Linked DNA regions of Homo sapiens: region 2 is linked to region 1. A link is a loop called in an ENCODE intact Hi-C map of the cell type or tissue named here. Cell type or tissue: prostate gland. All regions are shown on one strand. Links, peaks and the distances in the headings refer to the core of each region. The heading gives the core; the rest is flanking DNA. Region 1 holds the start of LOC124903737 (a long non-coding RNA gene). Region 2 has its middle 29 kb from the start of MEAK7.

Region 1 (9,734 bases), core at 386-8,385:
GGGGGAGGAAAGGAAACTGCTTAAGAATTCCAGAAAATGAATTCGAGAAATACAAGAATGATAAAGAAGTAAAATACAAGAAACACACGGCAGCTGTGAAGTTTAATGCAAATATTAAGAATAAATAAACTAAAATCATGCTGTTTTGTTTAATATCAATAGTAGAAACGTGGCTACTCTGTGCACATTGCCTATGGCGTAGCCCTGCTCTGCAACGAGCAGTTAAAAAAAAAAAAAAAGTAGAGGCCGGGAGCGGTGGCTCACACCTGTAATCCCAGCACTCTGGGAGGCCGAGGTGGGCGGATCATGAGGTCAGAAGATCGAGACCATCCTGGCTAACACGGTGAAACCCCGTCTCTACTAAAAATACAAAAAATTAGCCGGGCATGGTGGCATGCACCTGTAGTCCCAGCTACTCAGGAGGCTGATGCAGGAGAATCGCTTGAACCCGGGAGGTGGAGGTTGCAGCAAGCCGAGAATGAGCCACTGCACTCCAGCCTGCTGACAGAGAGAGATTCCGTGTCAAAAAAAAAAAAAAAAAAAAAAGGTAGAAATGCTATATATTAAAAGTTATCCATTTTATCTTATGACTAACAAGAAAGGCCTTTTACTTCAGAATGTGGGGAAGATACCTAAGGATAAGAAATCAGAATGTTCTGCAGGATTATCAGGTATTTTCTTTAGGAAGGTTTTCTTCCTAGACAATGGAAAATAAAAATGTTTATTTAAATCATACTTCTAAGCACACTTTCTTATTTCAGTTCATATACAGCCTAAAGTTTTTAGAGCTGGTCAATCCAGTAAGAACACTACAAATCCAAATGATTTGATAAAAATCTTGGCAGCAGAGGAGGAGAGGAGGAGAAAACAAGATTCCAAGCCACTAACACACACTTCCTGTTTCAAACGCAGACACCAAGTGGCTTCAGCATGAGTCAGCGGCAAACACCCTCAAGTCATGAGCTGGAACGCTCAGAAACGGTTCACTGAGTTTTTTTTCTCCTATTATTTTCAAATTTATTAGTTTTACTTAATTATTTTTAAAGTATCTGAGAAAATGTTATAGATTTTAAGCGTGTTTTTATTATAACTTCATGTCAATAATTTCTCCACAGATATGTACCTTCAATCAAATTACAGAATTAACTAGGGGAAAATGAGGAAGAACTTTAGGTACAGACAGCGAGAGATCTTCAAAATACTATTAAAAGAAGAAAGCACTCTCGGTGTAAAAAAGGTAGGAAAATAGAGTATCTGTGTTGCTATATAATAACATATTTGTGTTTGTTAATAATATAGATATTTGTGTCTGCATAAAGAGACACTGGAAAGATCAACAAGAAAAAATGTGGCCCTTCACCTTTGGGACAGTAGCACTGAGTGGACGCTGAGTGGACGCAGACAGGAGTGGAGGGGATTTCCTAGCACGTTTTTTGGAGGGTTTTCTTGGGAGGGGACTACATACTTTATTCAAAACATTAATCATAAAAAGTAAACACAACAGAAATCACCTTACAACTCTTCAAATACACCCATTTTGCACAGACATAATTTCATAAGCATGTTAGTTTCAAGAGCTCATTGACAACAGCTTAGGACTTGATGAAAACATGTCACGCAAAAAAATACACCATAAGTAACTGCTGATTACCAGCTATGCAACACTGAACTATCATTTAACACTTGACAAATCACTAGCCACGGCTGTTTTGAACTCCAACTTAATTTCCTTAACACTGGCTCACATAGCTCAAAAAACAACTCCATCAAAATACACGTGAATCACATTTTAATCCTTAAATGCATGAGCTTTTAAAAGTGAGCAGTTACACTTCAGCAATATTTAAAACCGGTCCTTTCGATTTTATAACTGAAATAAAGGAACGGGCTAAGAAGTCAGTGCCAAGGGTTTAAGAGCATCTCTGCAAGGCGCTCAGCCTCCCGGGGAACTTGATTAGAATTTCCATCTCCCATACAATGAGTATTCCCCATATGCTCATGGCAGATAAACTACATGTATCTTTTTCCTATGTGTCAATACAAATATAACTTATACTCAAGCAGGAATTCTGATACAACCCAATAACCACATATAAAGGAATCCTCTATTTGGGGAGTTAACTATCAAATGTCAGTAAAAGACAAGTCATCGATATCACAAGCTAGGGGAATCCTAAGAATAAAACGGAATTTCTTAGAATTGCAATGCACATTTTGAAAAACGATAAATATTTCTTTCTTGGCAAAGTAAGCTGGCATGGTAACCATTCAAACATGGATTATGAATGATGTGATAAAATAATCCATACAAATGTGAAGGTTAAGACATCATTTTTGTATTTAACAAAATCATATGCATCATTCAAAGCACTACAATGAAGAAGCATTTATTATCAACACTATTCCAAAAGACAAAGTGTTGCTTGGCCAGACACGGTGGCTCACGCTTGTAATCTCGTCACTTCCAGAAGCCGAGGCGAGCAGATCACTTGACTTCAGGAGTTCAAGACCAGCCCAGCCAAAATGGTGAAATCCACCTCCACTAAAAATACAAAAATTAGCCAGGCATGGTGGTGGGTGCCTGTAATCCCAGCTACTTGGGAGGCTGATGCAGAAGAATTACGTGAACCTGGAAGGCGGAGGCTGCAGTGAGCCAAGATGGTGCCACTACACTCCAGCCTGAATGACAGAGGAAGACTCCGTCTCAAAAAAAAGAAAAAAGAAGAGGTGCTGCTTATAAAACAGAATATGACAACTTTATTGGGAGGAAAAAAGGTAATTTTTGCATATGCTGATAAAACTACAAAAAGGGAAAATGGCCAAATACTTATTCAGTAGCAAATACCAGTGAGTGGACGGACATAAATTATAATTTTGATAAAACTACAAAAGGAGGCCGGACACGGTGGCTCACGCCTGTAATCCCAGCACTTTGGGAGGCCGAGGCAGGCGGATCACGAGGTCAGGAGATTGAGACCATCCTGGCTAAACCCCGTCTCTATTAAAAATACAAAAATTAGCCGGGCGTGGTGGCACATGCTTGTAGTCCCAGCTACCCGGGAGGCTGAGGCAGGGGAATCGCTTGAACCGGGGAGGCAGAGGTTGCAGTGAGCCGAGATCGCACCACTGAACTCCAGCCTGGGCAACAGCGAGAAAAAAAAAAAGTAAAAAAGGCCAAATATTTATTCAATATATTTCAATTATTTATTCAATTTATTCAATATATTTATAGCAAATACCAGTGAGTGACAATTATTTAACTAAAATGATATCTGACTAAATGTTGAAGCAAGGCATGTTTGTGACACCAAAAAGTTTATCACAGAAATTCAGGACAGCCAACTGCTATTAAAATGTTCTGGTTTCACCATCTCCTTCTCCAAAAGCCTTCCTAACTTCCAATCAAATGTTATTTTAGGTGTTTGGTAAAATGAGGAATGTTATCAAAAGAGGGGAGGAGAAACTGCTGTTCAAAAAAGTCAATATCCTGAAAGGCTGTGGGAAACTTCCAGACTACAAAAAGCTAGAGACATGATAACTAAATACATTTCCTGACCCTAGACTGGATCCTGTGCTGGAAGGGAAAATTCTAGAAAGGACATTATATGGTCAACTCCCAAAATTAGAATATGGACAGGTTAGAAAAAAGTACTGCATCAATGTAAATTTGTGAAAGTGGTAACGTATTACTGTGGTTATTTAAGAGAATATGCCTATTCTTAGGAAATACACATTCAAGAATTTAGGATTAAGTGGCTACAGTGTATGTAATCTTCCCTGAAATCTCAAAGGGTTTGGAAAAATATTGTATGTCTGTATATTTGCATTTGTTAGCCCATGTCTGTGTGTCTGTATGTGTATCCGTATGAGTGTGTATTTGCAGACAGAGAATTCCAGCACACACAAATGATTAAGCAAATGGATTTAATCTTAACAACAGGTGGATCTGGGTAAAGGACCATCTGGGGATTCTTTGTACTATTTTTCTTTCCGCAACTTTTCAAGTTTCAAACTATTTGCAAATAAAGAGTTTTTGTTTGTTTGTTTGTTTGTTTGTTTGTTTTTTTAAAGCTAACACTGAAAATTGTGAGGTTATGAGGAAAACCTTTACCCTCTCCTTATGTTTGACTGTTTAGTGTTTTCTCTCCTCTGGAAGATTAACTTATTTCAAAGGCTGTCACATGAGGGGGGAAAATTGTAGGTGTTTGGGTAAAATAAAGATGAAAATAACGCTGTGTCTGACTTCACAGGATTTACAACCTAGTGAAGAGGGAAATGCCACTGATGACATGAATTAGTTTTGCCCATAACAGAGCAAGATAAAATACAGAACAATTCAGTTCACACGGGAGACTAAAAAGCACGAGTAAGTTCATCGTTTCTTGTAATTTCAAAGAAAGTGCAGAGCTTAGGACATATTGGTGGCTGTCATTAAAATAAAAGCAGGTACCTGGAGGCCCTGTCAGCCATGCCACACCACAGAAACTGTGACACTGCTGCGGCTAACTCTGCCCTTCCCACAGCTACACCAAATACCATCAGGAAAGACTGGGAAGCCCCCTAAGGTTTCAGCAACTCTGCCAGAGTCAGAACACTGGGGTCAAAAGGAGGTATCAGAAAGCAGTAACAAACGCTCCTTTCCCGCGTCCTGTGGTTGCATAGGAAATGCCCAGGGGCGGGACGGCACAGAAATGCCTGCGATTCGGGGGAGCAAAGTACAAGGGCTTCAGGCATTTCTTCCCCTTTTTAGGGGAAGTAAGACTGTGAACTAGAGAAGCTATTTATTCCCCTCCACCACTTCCCCTCATATCCCATCCGGCCTCCATCCCGGGCTTTCAAAACTCTCACTGTTCACATCTTTACTTTCTGATCCTTTCTCAAGAGGATGTGGAAAAAAATATACAAGAAACACTTCGAGAAAAGGGGGGCAAGCCCACACCACAGCAGGGATGGGAACAAAAGACACCTTCCTCCCTGAAGCATAGCCTGTTGGCTAAGCTGGCTCAGTTTACCTTCTGGAGGTGTGTGGAGGCCACTACGGCCCTCAGGGGGCCTGAGTTGAGAAACCCTGGGCAAAGGTTTAGACGAAGTGGGAAAACCAGTGTTCCTGCTAAAGGAAAAACAAAGACCTTGCCCTCAGCAATAAAGACACATTCCTCCATCTCAGCCCAAGGAAGGCGAGAAGGAGAAAAGATGTCTAATGTTCACTTGCACAACCTGCTGGCTACAGCTCTCCCGCCGGAACTGCGGGAAACGCCACTTTCGGCTTCAGGAGACGCTGGGGACTATCAGTACAGCACGGCACTAGGGGGCGCTGCAGCACAGCATTCTGAAAGTTTCATCTCTCTGGAAATTTGAATAAATATGCAGGTTGTTCCAAATTAACATTCTCTGCCTTCAAAAGGACTGATAGAAATAGGAGATCAGCCCTGAAGTAAGAATGTAAATACTTTGCTGCTGCATTTGTACCTGCAGTTTCCGAGGCAGGTGGACAACTATGACCAATCTCTAAGAACAATCTCCCATTCACAGATGCACAGCTAAGCCTCACAGTGGCAAATGGTATAACCAGGTCACAGTCAAATACACAAGAAGCTGAGAAGTATAAAGTATTCTCCCTCTTCTCCTGATCCAAATAAGCTCAATTTGGGGAAACATGAAAAGAGCAATAGACTGTTTGGCATGATTAAAGCCTTAATCTCATCTACAAAATGAAGGTATGTTGGACCAGACAACTTCTAAAATTCTTCCCATCTCCAAAAGGATCTCTTGGATCTAAAAAGGATTAAGAAACACGGGTTTGAAAATGTCGTCAGACAGGCCGGGCACGGTGGCTCACACCTGTAATCCCAGCACTCTGGGGGGCCGAGGCGGGTGGATCACCTGAGGTCAGGAGTCAGAGAACAGACTGCCAACATGGTGAAACCCTGTCTCTACTAAAAACACAAAAAAAAATTAGCCGGGCATGGTGGCAGGCGCCTCTAATCTCAGCTACTCAGGAGGCTGAGGCAGGAGAATTGCTTGAACCCAGCAGGCAGAGGTTGCAGTGAGCGGAAATCGTGCCATTTGCACTCCAGCCCGGGTAACAAGAGCAAAACTCCGTCTCAAAAAAGAAAAAAGAAAAGAAAGAGAAAAAGAAAAAGAAAATGTCATCAGACTAATGCATGCTACAACAGGATGACTTTGAAAACATTATACTAAGTTAAAGCCACACACAAAGAGCCATAAATTGTTTCTTCCATTCATATGAAATGCCAAGAATAGGCAAATTACCAGACACAGAAAGATCATGGTTGCCAAGGGCTGGGAGGAGAGGAGAATGGGGGAGCGGGAGGCGGTGACTGCTAATGAACATGAGCTTTCTTTTGGGGATGATGAAATGTTCTAAAATGGACTACGGTGTTAGCTGCAAAACTTTGTGAATACACTAAAAACCACTGAAATGCATATTTATTCAAATACACAAACTCCACAGCATGTGAATTATATCTCAATAAAGTTTTAAAAAAGGTCAGTACTTATATCAAAATAAAAATTTTAATTTCTTTACTAGGCTTTATGAATCAAAGCCCAGTAAGTTATGGGTGCTAGCTGATATCTACTGAACAATCATTGTGTGCTTTCAACTTCAGAAGGTGGTGTGGGTGGTTCTGAGGACATCTGGAGATGACACTATCATCAACTAGTGAATGCACACCAGGAAGTTCGCCAATTTAACAATATGCACTGAGCATCAACAATCCACACTCAACTATGCGAGACTACGAGAGTAAAACTTTGAACACAACACACACAGGGGTCAGGGCATGGTGACATTTACAGTTTTATTACAGTGCAAGCCAACTGCAAGCTGAACTAAGTGTTACAAATGGCAGAAGCAGACAAAGGAAGAAGGAGGAAGAGAAGTTTTGTTCCCTCACTAATAGGGCTATAGCAAAATTTTGCTTTACTTTCTTGGGGCAAAGAGGTCCTGAGAAGCGAACAAAGTAGACAAACTATCACAAAGTCACTCTCACAGGCAGCCTCTCTCCTTGAAACTCAAATGTCAAAGTACTGCAATTGAGTGTCTACTTCCCTGTTTGTATATTCTATTTCTACTATTAAAGTGCTATCAAAAAGTAATCATTTTACCTCTCAAAGTATGGTTTTTAACAGGTTGGCTGTATATTAAGTGCTTTCATGGAGATTCCGAGCTAAAATTTCCTTCAGAAATTTTAGATTGAATTCAGATTGAATCTCCAAATTAGAAAACATGATTCACTTAACAGAAACCCACTTTTACCAACTTTCCAGTCCTGTGTCTATATTAGAACTGTATTACAAAATGGCCATTAAATTTTAACTCGCTTTGCTCTTAACTAGTACTAAATAGCAAGGTAATATAGATAGCCCTCATTATTGAATAACTTCCTGTGTAAAATTGCTATTGTATGAAACACAGCAGATAAATTAGGGAGTAAATTCAGTCAACTTTATCTGGGATAGCCCTAGTAGAAGTTCAAGATTCCACCAACTTTCATATTCATTACAATCACCTTGGTGCTGACCTTAAGAAAAAAAGAAATGGAAGATGAAACCAATAAAAAAGAAACTGTAACAGAAGCAGTTCTATCTTTGCTGGGGCCAAGGACGAACAAAAGAAGAGGCTGCAAGGGGGCTCAATGTCATTCTGGGGAATGACAGAACTGGTGTCTTGATTGTGGAGGTGATTACACAAATGAATACATCTGTTAAAATTCATGGAAATATACACTTTAAATGGGTGAAATTCACCGCACATACGTTATACCTCCATAAAGCTGATTTCTTTAAAGTACAAGAATCGAGTTAGATCCATCTTTGTTTAGCCAGAAGTTAATGCAGTAGACTTGGCATAGAGTAGGTGCTCAAAATAGCTTTGTTGAACAAATGAATTCAGGAAGAGGAAGATGAAAAAACCCACACAAATAAAAAGCTTATCTAAGGATAAGGAATAATTTCTCCAAACTACATAGCAATCATTGTGACTTCCCAGGCGTCAGTGGGCTGACAGTCTTAACTTGATCACTCTGAATGGTTTTTATTCTCATGTTTTTATTATCACCAGAGATGTTCCAGCTAGGAGTACATCTTTCATTCTCAAATATAATCTTCAAATAAATACAATCAAGAAATAACACTTATTTTTAAAGTATAACACTTAAACTTATATTTTAAAATATAAGACTTATTCAACGTAAGTGAATTAAGCTTCACAGAACACTTTAAAGGAACACCTATTTTGACCTAAAGAAAAATCATTAACAATTACCATGTGATCCATTTCCCAAGCTAAAGAGAAACCACTTTTCAAAATCTTAAGTGTATAAGGGGGAAAAAAGGCCAAAAAAAAAAAAACCCTGGATGTGATCAGAAGGTATCGGAGCCGGTCAATCCTTTTAAAATCGACTTTATTCCCCACCCCCCATCTTTGACCCTCAAATAAGACCACCGGTTTCCAGTGTGAAGCAGGCATGCATCCTGTATTTCTTGGTCCCTCCTTTCTGCTCAAACTGTCTTTCTGGGCACATTTCACTAAGAACCACCTATTTGTACTCAGTTTCACTTTGCTGTCAATGACAGGAACTCATGTTCCTAGGGACAAAAAATTATCATTTAAATTGATGTACTATAAAATTAAGACGACTGAGCCGGACGCAGTGGCTCACACCTGTAATCCCAGCACTTTGGGAGGCCGAGGCGGACAAATCACTTGAGGTTAGGGAGTTCGAGACTGGCCAACATGGTGAAACTCCATCTCTACTAAAAATACAAAAATTAGCTGGGCGTGGGGGAGTCTGCCTGTAATCCCAGCTACTCGGGAGGCTAGCAGGAGAACTGCTTAAACCTGGGAGGTGAAGGTTTCAGTGAGCCAAGATCACACCACTGCACTCCAGCCTGGGAGACAGAGTGAGACTCTGTCTCAAAAAAAGAAGACTGACAATATCAAATGTTGGTGAGGACAGAGAAGAAGCATTCTCATACACTGCTGGTGCAGATAGAAAACGGCATGGCCGCTTTGAAAAAGCCTTGCAGTTTCTTACAGAATAGAATATACGCTTACCACATTTTACCCACAAGAAATGAAAACCTATGTCCACACAGACACTTGTACATGAATGTGAACAGCAGATTCAAACAGTGGGAACAACAAAAATGTCTATCAAGAGGAAAGAGACAAGCAAACTGTGGGACATCCACAAAGGAATACTACCCAGTACTGAAAAGGCTGGAACTCAACACTCAACATGGCTAAATCTAAATAGTTGGGTCAGGTGAAGGTAACCAAACAAAAGAGTACAGTTTGTGTAATTCTGGGCCAATGTAATTCTAGAAAAGGCAAACTTTCTTAGCCTATAGTGACAGAAGCAGACCACTAGCTGCCTGGACAAGGTGGGGATTCATGGCAAAGGGGCATGAAGAAACTCTCTGAGCAATGGAAATGTTCTATATATGGAGTGTGGTAGTAGTTACTACTTTGGTGTATACATCTGTCAAAACTCAAACTGGGCTGGGCGTGATGGCTCCCAGCCTGTAATTCCAGCACTTTGGGAGGCCAAGGTGAGAGGATCACTTGAGAGGAGTTCAAGATCAGCCTAGGCAACACGGTGAAACCCTGTCTCTATGAAAACACAAAAAATTAGCCAGGTGTGGCGGCGTGTGCCTGTAGTCCCAGCTACTCGAGAGGCTGAGGCAGGAGAATTGCTTGAACCCGG
Region 2 (9,600 bases), core at 1,601-9,600, 190 kb after region 1:
TGTACAGCTCCAAGAACACTCACACACTAAGCACAACCATGCAATGGCATTCAGGTCAATAACACACTAGTGTCAGCCCCCAAGCCCCACTTCATGCCCCCTATTGAGTCACCCTCAACAGTAAGCGTGACTCGAACTTCCAACAGCACAGAACCATATGCTGTGTACGCTGTTGTGTCTGGCTTCTTTCATTCCGTATTGTTTGTGAGAGTCGGCCATATTGTGTGTAGTTTGAAGCCATTCTTCTTTCTGTGTGGTTTTCCATCACTTGGACAGACCACATTTATTTAGCCATTCTACTATTGATGGGCATTTGGGTGGTTTCCAATGTGGGGCTATTGTGAACAGTGTTGCAAAGAACATTCTAGTTCAACTCCTTATCCACACACATCCCCCTTCTGGGTGTATACACAGTGAAAATGCTGGGTTATGGTGCAGATCTATGGTCTGCTTTAGTGGATGCTCTGAAATTCTTAGAAAAATATTTATTTAATGAATAACTTTCCTGAGTCAAAGAATCAGGGTGATGGATAAGTTGAAATTATAGCTACAGTCAGGGCCAGTCTCGTGGGTAATTATCTCCCAGGGCAGCAGCCAAGGGCCCTGCACTCAGAAGGGCCTGTGCTTGGGATTTAATTCTTTGAAATTCCTAATAATTTTACTGATGGGACAACAGAGCATGTCCCGATTACCCTCCGCATCCCCCGGTGGCATCGGCAGAAGGCCTGGCTGACATTTATGGCTGAGAGGTTGTCAGTCCCCTGGGGCTGGCGTGAAGGAGCCATGGGGGACATAGCCCTGAAGGGGCCAAGGGGTCTCCGACAGCTGGGCAGCCTAAGGCTGGGGAGTGGCCATTTCGGAGCGTGAAAAGCTTGTGAAATGATCTTGAGGCCCCATTCATAATGCATGAGAGGTCGGGTGGGGGAGCCTCTCTGGACACAGGGCCTTTGTTCCTGCCAGGACTATGGGAGCACTTTCTTCATAATCGTCTCAGAGAGGAAGGAAGCGAAGAAGATTTATCTCCCAGAGTCGAATCCGCTTCCTTGGGAGAGGCGGCTATCTGTCCCTCACAGAACTGAGTGCCCCCAAGAGAATTCTTTGCAATGAGTTACAAAGAGCCAGACTTTGAAGGGTCAAAGATATATAGCTTGCTGACACAGCCTTAGATAATATACATTGTGTGCATGGAGAGAGAGAGAGAAGCTTCTCCCCACACCAGCCTTTTTCACAGCTGTCTATATTGTGCGCCCTCCCAGCCTCCTTGTGAAGGAGTTTTGTTTGTTTGCTTTGCTTTGTTTTTAAACAGGAGAAAGAAAATGACAATAGAGGATAGGATTTTCTCTAAACCCCCAGCACAAAAGTCAATAGCTCAGCTAGAAATGGGCTTGAGGCCAATGGTCAATTAATCAATCACCAAACACATTTTGAGGGCATTTCTAGAAGGGGCGCCCATAGGATAGTCAGCATGAGATGGCTGGGCAGTGAGTCTGGGGCTGCTGCAGCGGGTGGGGTGGGGCCTGGCTAAATGTGTTTCCTGGAAACTTCAAGGCGAATCTGTTTTTTGCAAACTGCTGACTGTTTCCTGCTTCCATATGGGCGCCCTGTTGGCACTATGGGACCCTGCCCCGTGGGGTGGAGCTGATTGGACCAGGGCTGGACACCTGACCCAAGCTGGGCTAATCAGAGTCTCTGTCTCATGAAATTGCCATTGGGTCTGATATCTGGGACAAAGGAGATGGAGTCTTGGGTGGGGCCAGCAGCCGTGTTGTCTCTCTCAGAGAGAAAATAAGACAGAAATGGGCCAGGCACGGTGGCTCACACCTGTAATCCCAGCACTTTGGGAGGCCGAGGTGGGCGGATCACCTGAGGTCAGGAGTTCGAGATCAGCCTGGCCAACATGGTGAAACCCCATCTCTACTAAAAATACAAAAATTGATCGAGCATGGTGGTGTGTGCCTGTAGTCCCAGCTACTCGGGATGCTGAGGCAGGAGAATCGCTTGAACCTGGGAGGCGGAGGTTGCAGTGAGCCGAGATCACGCTACTGCATTGCAGCCTGGGCGACAGAGCAAGACATCATCTAAAAAAAAAAAAAAAAAAAAAAAAAAAAAACAGAATAAGACAAATGAAGCACAAGTAGAGACAGAGGGAGAGAGAGACTGTGAGCGAGTACCGGCCTCCTGGACTCTGGTTTTCCAGGCCCTGCTTCCAGTTCTCACCTTTGGGTTCTGAGAGACACCCCTTGTCCTTCTCGTAAATCTCCCCTTGGTAATCCAAGTTACCAGAATGGCTTTATGCAGGGCCAACTACAGAACTTAGAGGCTTAATGCAAAAGGAAATGGTGGGGCCTTTTGTTCAAAATGTGTTAAGAATTTCAATATGGCAGCAGCAGAACCCGAAACAAAGCATGAAGCCATTCTGAATGCGAGCCTGTGCGGCTGGTAGCTTGCGTGCCCGTGGAGGCCGCCGTGGGTTTATGTCGGCTGCAACCAAAAGAACCTTGAGCAAGACTGTCCTGTTTGGAAAGGTGGCCTTCCCGTGTGAAGGAAAGGCATTGAAATGGCTATGTTGTCTGGGGTATACACCCTGGGGTTGTTTGTCTCCTGCGGAGAAAGAATTCAGGACACGGACATATGTGGGTGAGTTAAGGAGTGGAAAGTTTAATAGAAGGAAGAAGAGAGGAGAGCAGCTCCTTGAGAGAGAACGTCGGAAAAAAAGGGGGAGGTGGCGGACCGCATCAGATTTTATAGGCAGGCTGGAGAAGGGGGTGTCTGATTTACGTAGGGCTTACAGATTGGTTCGATCATGTATGACGTTTACGTAGTGTACAGGGAAGTCTGGTTGCCCCACCCTAAACTTATTATACAAATGGACTTCCCAGTTGATTGTGCCATCTTGCCTGCTCCTTTGCACAGGTGGCTGACAAAGACAAAGGAAGATGGAGCCTCCATCTTTAAGATGATTGGCACAACTGCCAGTATCTATGTCTGTAACTCGATTTTACAGGCTGCTCTTTGTTAGAAAAGAAAATAATTTGGGGCTGCTTTTCGTTTAAAAGAAAAGCCTTACTGCGAACTCCCATACCGTTACTATCTGCCTAATTTCTTCTTAACTCCTATATCAGCATTTAGAAATCTTGCCTAGAATTACATCAAAGGGGCAGCTATAGGCAGTAAAACTTCAGAGGACAGAGAAAGTTCGGCATGACTAAACAACATGAAAGAAAAGGCATTCCTGGGGCAGGTGGTCAACAGAGAGCCTTTGGGGGGATGGGAGCAAACGCCTTTAAACTCCATGCTACTGGCCCAAGAGCAGACGGGGCCCAAGGCCCAGGGAGGGCTGTTCGTAGGGCAGATGGTACAGTCCAAGAATCCAAAAGGCACTAACACAGGCGGGATGATGAGGAGGAGTCCAGATCAGATCAGGACAAAGAGACATAGGCCTTTCTCTTCACCAAATGTATCAGCAATGCAGTGAGAGGGGCCAGGCAGGACCCTGACATTTCTTGCTAATGTGTCCAAACACTTGCAGCTTTGGCTATATTATGTTTAATTAACTGGAATTAACTGAATACCGTACTCATTCTCCATGGTGGTTTCAAATACCGCCCTCCAATTCTTTATAAACTCTTAGGTTAGAAAGAAGAAGAAAAGAAAAGAAGAAGGAGAAGAAGAAGGAGAAGGAGGAAGAGGAGGGGAAAGAGGGGGAGGGGGAGGAGTGGGAGAAGGAGGAGGGAGTAGGGGGAGGGGGGAGGAGTGAGAGAAGGAAGAGAAGTTGGGGGAGAAGGAGGAAGAAGGGGAGGGAGGAGGAGTGGGAGAAGGAAGAGGAGTAAGGGGAGAAGGAATAGGAGCAGGAGGGGAGGAGTGGGAGAAGGAGGAGGAATGGGGAGAGGAGGAGGAGGAATGGGGGGAAAAGGAGGGCGAGGAGGGGGAGAAGGAGAAAGAAGAAGATGATTTTGGATTGGATAAAACCGTTCTGTGTGCAGCATCCGAGTTGCTGGGGCTCCGAGTGGAAGGGGATCAGTCAGCGGTGACCATACAGGGGGCTCTCTTAGCTGGCTGTGTCTGCCCAGGTCAGGAGCACATTGCATCTAGGCACCATGCTGAGGGCTGATGGGGCATGGGCGTATCAGAGATAGCCTGCCTCTCTGCCTCTTTCCAGATCGCTCATTAGACTGTTGGCCAGGACATGCTGAGCCCATAGCCCTGTGACATGTCACCCCCTTGGGTGGCCATCAGTCCTGCCCATGAATCAGTAGGTTCCCATTCAGGGCTGTCTTGCAACAATTTGGAACCCACCTAACTGGATTAAATGTCAAGGAAATAATGAGAGACCTTGCCAGCCATCTGACATCCAGGTTCACTGTGTCTGTTGCCTTTTCCTGGTTGACAGCCTTTTGTAGCCTGTTGGAAATAGGTTGGCATGGTGCTCTTAGTGTCATGGAGATCAGGCTTAGGTTGTGAATGGGTCTAGATCTGAGTCACAGCATCTCCACTTATGGGCTCTGTAGCCTTGGGAAAGTCACTTAACCTGTCTGAGCTTCCCTTTTCCTCAGCTGGAAAATGAGAATAATAATATTTCTTTATCCCCCCAAGATGGCTATGAGGCATAGGGAGATAATTTGATCTTTAATGATCTGGAAATCATTCGATAAAGTTGCCTGGCATGTAGTGATGGAAATTACTAATATTATTATTAATTCATGTGACTTCGTCATGAACATGAATGATTTCTTTTCCAAGTGTTTCCCGCTTTCCAGGTCCTCCATTGAATAATCCATTCTAGAGTCCTGGCTGGGGCTCACATCAGGCTTGTTTGTTAATCATACCTGAAATAATGCTGTTTCCCCTGGCTCTTTAGTGACCAGAGCTCACCTAGTTTTTCAGGCTTGCACAATAGGTGCATAAAGAGTGAACATCAAAGAGACAACCATGCACTGTAATAAATCACAGAACATCTACTGAAGAGAACATCACTCATTTAGTAAATACTGGTGGGATGCGTGCATGATTTCAGCCACTAAAAGTTATGTTATGAGGCTGGGTGCAGTGGCTCACATCTGTAATCCCAGCTCTTTGGGAGGCTGAGGTGGGCAGTTCACTTGAGGTCAGTTGGAGACCAGCCTGGCCAACATGGCAAAACCACATCTCTACTAAAAATAAAAAAAAATTAGCCAGGCGTGGTGGCACGCACCTGTAGTCCCAGCTACTTGGGAGGTGGAGGCAGGAGGATCACTTGAACCTGGGAGGCAGAGGTTGTAGTCAGCCAAGATTACACCACTGCACTACAGCCTGGGCAACAGAGTGAGACTCTGTCTCAAAAAAAAAATTATGATATCAAGTGAAAAAAAATATAAAATTGTATAATTCTGTGTTGCTTCACTTCATGTGACAAGATTATAATTAAGATGTATAAATAGTCACAGGTTAAAAAAAGGAAAGAAAGGAGGGCGATTCACAGAACTGCTAGGGGTGGCCGTATTCCAGCTGCATATATGTGGTTGTGCAGACAGAAGTTAGTATAGCAGGCTTGAGACTGCTATCTTTCGGAAGACCTGCTTGCTAGGTTGACTCTTGGCTGGTGTCTGGGAACTTGGCACTTGAGCTGTTTCCTAAATGATAAAAGTGGTTCACTGTGCTTAGACCACAAACAATGTGGTTCGTGCTAAACACGTGCTTCCCTTCGGGAGCTGGGAATTTGGTACCTGCTAAGAAGAAGGTGCCAACTGACCAGCCCTTAGAAAAACTCTGGGGTGCTGAGTCTCTGATGGGCTTCCTTGGACAGAAGCCTTGCAGACACACAGCTGCATTTTTGTTGATGGGGACGGAATGTGCTCTGTGCAACCCTTCTTGGGGAGGGGAGGGCGTGAGAGAGCCTCATAATGGACTCCTGCAGACTCCAACTCTACGGTTTCGCCTTTTGAGCTGATTGTGTATCCTTACTGCACTGTTGTAAATAAATCTTAGCCACACATACAGCTACCTGAATATGCCGAAGCCCATATGAATTCTTTTAGCAAATCTATGAATGTGAGGGTGGTCTTCGGGACTCCCAGCATAATCTGTGTGAGGTTTCTTGCTTCTCTCTTCTGGAAGGTGGTTATGTTACTTTCATAAGGAAAAAAAATAAACACGCTTCTAAATTTTGCCAAATGAATGTGCAGCTATGATGTTCTGACAGTCATAAGGTTGTGTTCCTGGTGCCGCATCCTCAGCGGGAGTTTCCAGTAGCCGCTTAGCTGGCAGCTTCCTTCCTGCCCTGGCCTTGGCTCTAACATCCCTCCTATGGAGATTGTCAGAAGCCACCACTAACTCTCTTCCTACTGGGCCGCAGGCAGGAAACGACCCAGATAGCCTGGAGCTGAGGCCTTGCCCTGAAAGGGAACCGCACATGAATGCAACAAGACACAAGAACTCCCAAATATGGACATGAGATGTTAAGCAGCCAAGAATGTGCTTTTAGAAATGGTACCAAGTTCCTCGGCTGCTCCTGGGGAATTCCTCTCGGGAATGCGGAGGCGAATGGTCATTCTTTTCTGGAAAGGTCACTGCTTGTGTTAACATTCACCCTCCCAGTGAGTGCCCTGGCTGAGCTTGTGAATGAGAGAATCAGAATGGAGGGATTTCAGCAAGCAGAGGGGACTAAAGGGACATTTTGCCAAAAATGCAAACCCAGCAGCCAAGATTGCAGTCATTTTCAATAAATGTCAAGCTGCAATACATTTTCAAGTTGCAATCAGTTTGCAAGTTGGTAACATTTTTGGGTTCCTTTGTTCAGGTTCTGGCTTGTCTGCTTGGAGGGTGCGTTCATCTGGAGTGTCAAGACTGACCTGGGGGCGGAGGTGTGGGTGGCGCCGGGGACTTGTTCACCTGGGAAGGATACCACGTCTCTCAGCCTTTGGAAGGAGTGAATGGATGAGCAAATGAATGAGTGCATGAGCAGGCATGATGCTTAGAAACGCAGTGAACCAACTCCGATCCCAAACTGCAGCAGGCTTCATGACAAAGGGAGCAGAACGTACTGGTGAGAACAAGGGCTGTGCTGTCAGACAGACTTGGTTTCCAGACCTGCCTCCACCACAGTGAACTGGGACAAGCCATGCATCTGACTTGTGTATTGGCCACAGATATCTTGGGCAAGATCTCTGAGCATCTGTTTCCTCATCTGTCGCATGGTGCCCATCATTTCTACTTTGAGGGGCACTGTGAGATGAAATGCAATCATGCATGTCAAGTGCAGGCACTCAGGCAGCTACCGGCTCCTCAGGGTTTATTAGGAGGGCACATCAGGAGGAGGGTAAAGTTTCTACCTTCCAGCTGGGTGTGGCTCACACCTGTAATCCCAGCACTTTGGGAGGCTGAAGTGGGAGGATCGCTTGAGACCAGGAGTTAAAGTCCAGCCTGGGCAACATAGCGAGATCCCGTCTCTACAGAAAATAGGAAAATTAGCTGGGTATGGTGGCATGCGCCTGTGGTCCCAACTACTCAGGAGCCTCAGGTGGGAGGATCGCTTGAGCCCAGGAGGTTGAGGCTGTGGTGAGCTATGATCGTGCCACTGTACTCCAGCCTGGGCGACAGAGTAAGACCCTGTCTCAAAAAAAATAGTTTCTACATTATGGTGGGGGCAGAAAGGAAGGGTGGGGAAAGAAAATTAACCTTTATCAAAATCAAAATGTACCAGGAACTTTAAATTTTATTTAATCCAAATCGGAAGTCTTTTCAGGTGGGGTTGGCCTTTTCAAAAATTAATGTACACATGAATTCCTTAGAGATTTCATTAAAATGTAGACTCTGATTTAGCAGGTCCCAGGTTGGGGGCTGAGAGTCAGGATTTCCTTTTTTTTTCTCCCTGCCTGGCTAATTTTTAAATGTTTTATAGAGACAGGGTCTCATTATGTTGCCCAGGCTGGTCTCAAACTCCCGGGCTCAAGCACTTGTCCTGCCTCAGCCTCTCTAACTAAGTGCTGGGACTACAAGTGTGAGCCATGCCACTCAGCCCCACCTGCATTTCTGTCAAGCTGGAGGGTGATGCTAATGCTCCTGGTCTGTGACCACACTTTGAAAGACAAGAAGGTAGGCAACTCTTACTGTGCCCATTGCATAGATGAGGAAACCGAGGCTCAATGAGGAAACCCAGGACTGTCTGGCTCCAAAGCCCGTACTCTTTCTCTTGTGTGGCTCAAGGTTTCTCAGTGGCTGATGACCGTCTGATGGGCGTATGCCATCAGGGAAGGGTGACACACCCAGAGGATTGAAGAGTCTCTTCAGAGAGGATGGGCAGGTCAGAGGGACCAGAACAGGATGCCAGAGCACCCAGCAAGCTGCAGCAGGTGTGAGAGGAGAGAATGGTGTCAGGGAGTTTGCGAGCCAGCGACGCAGCATGGGATGAGGTTTACAGACAGGAGCCAAGACCATAGCAGAAGAATGGAGCCACTGCTGAAAGCAAACCCAGTGTGAGTGGCGCTGAGGGGAGGGTGACGGGTGCCCTGGCCTCTGTCTCCTGCCAGCCTCTGAGCTCCTGCTAGTGCCTCCCACTGGCCAAATCCAAGGGAGCCTAAGGGACGAGATCCTAGAGATCAGCTTTCCGGGCTGGAGAGCAGAGAAGAGAAAGATCGAGAATGGGTGGGGAAGGGCACACAGGAAGTAGTTGGCATGTCCTGGAATCCCAGATCTGCTACTTACTAGACACATGGTCTTGGGCCAGACATTATCATCTCTGAGCCTTGGTTTCTGTCACTGCAAAGTAGAGCAAATAATAGGCCCTTTCCCACAGGCTTATGGCAAACATCATCAAGGTACTGCACGTCACCGCCACTTGTAATAACCCTGCTGATCAGGAAAGAAGTTTTGGGAAAGGAAACTCAGATGCCAAGAGCTAAAGATACAGTGGTTCTGTTAAAAGTGTCAAGAGTTCAAGCTGGAGTTCTGCTTTGCAAATAACAAGACCTCCAGGCCCTCTGTAATGTAGTGGTGGATCAGTCCCAAATCACCAGCACTCTGCTCAAGCATAGCAACTGTCTCCACATTTTGATGGTTTACATACAGTGCAGAGGCTTTGAAGATGCTACTTGATGCAGCTTTGGCTGCATCTGATGACTCTGGTGGAGAAACAACTGAGTAGACAGGGAGCTGCAAAACAACAACCCGTTCCTGTCACTGTCTCAATGAAGGACCCCGCTACATTCCCAGATGTACATTCCAGAAACCCAGGAGGCATCTTGATGGCACCGAGTCCAGCTCCCTTCCACTTCCAGCCCTCTAGTCAAAGCCCCTGCCATCCTACACCTCCTCACTGGGTTCCACTCTTTCCATCTATTCCCATACAGCAGCCAAAGTGACGTTCCTACAATGCATAGCTCAGCATGACACTTACTGCTGAAACCTGTGAGCCCCTCCCATTGCTCTGAGAACGCGGTCCTACAGGCCCCTCCTGAGCTGGTCTTGCCCACATCTGTCCTGGCTTGCTCTTCTCCAACGAACACCTGCTTCCTTTAGACTCTCCACATGGCTCTTTCTCCTTCCCCAGGCCTCCCTATAGCCTGGACTGATGTCCATTCTCTCCCCTCATCCATCTTTTCCTCTCCATCTCCTAGGTCTCAGCTG

The links. Peaks named below come from ENCODE experiments on the same cell type or tissue, not always from the same donor. Only the 100,000 strongest peaks of a DNase experiment are listed, where the experiment ranks them.
Region 2: it touches region 1 in a loop (3-fold over the local background); 4 of 110 quality-filtered maps call a loop at or near these places.

Annotation. Positions count from the first base shown.
Region 1 is chr16:84,721,789-84,731,522 of GRCh38, reverse strand. All of the region lies in intron 1 of USP10 (ubiquitin specific peptidase 10), which reads right to left. LOC124903737 (a long non-coding RNA gene) reads left to right here and starts at 954. Exons shown (of 3, transcript XR_007065154.1): 1 at 954-981; 2 at 1,116-1,237; 3 at 2,469-4,042. RefSeq lists enhancers at 4,266-4,766, 4,992-5,041, 5,166-5,460. In prostate gland, for the core only: a CTCF peak has its summit at 5,289 (motif pointing right); DNase peaks (open chromatin) are centred at 922 and 5,282; H3K4me3 peaks cover 972 bases; H3K27ac peaks cover 2,305 bases.
Region 2 is chr16:84,529,287-84,538,886 of GRCh38, reverse strand. No RefSeq gene overlaps it. Among named protein-coding and RNA genes, the nearest start is that of MEAK7, 29 kb to the right of the region's middle. RefSeq lists enhancers at 5,100-5,776, 5,777-6,455, 6,456-7,133 and silencers at 6,670-6,964, 7,247-7,460. In prostate gland, for the core only: no CTCF peak of the experiment used is centred there; DNase peaks (open chromatin) are centred at 6,366 and 6,821; H3K27ac peaks cover 2,042 bases.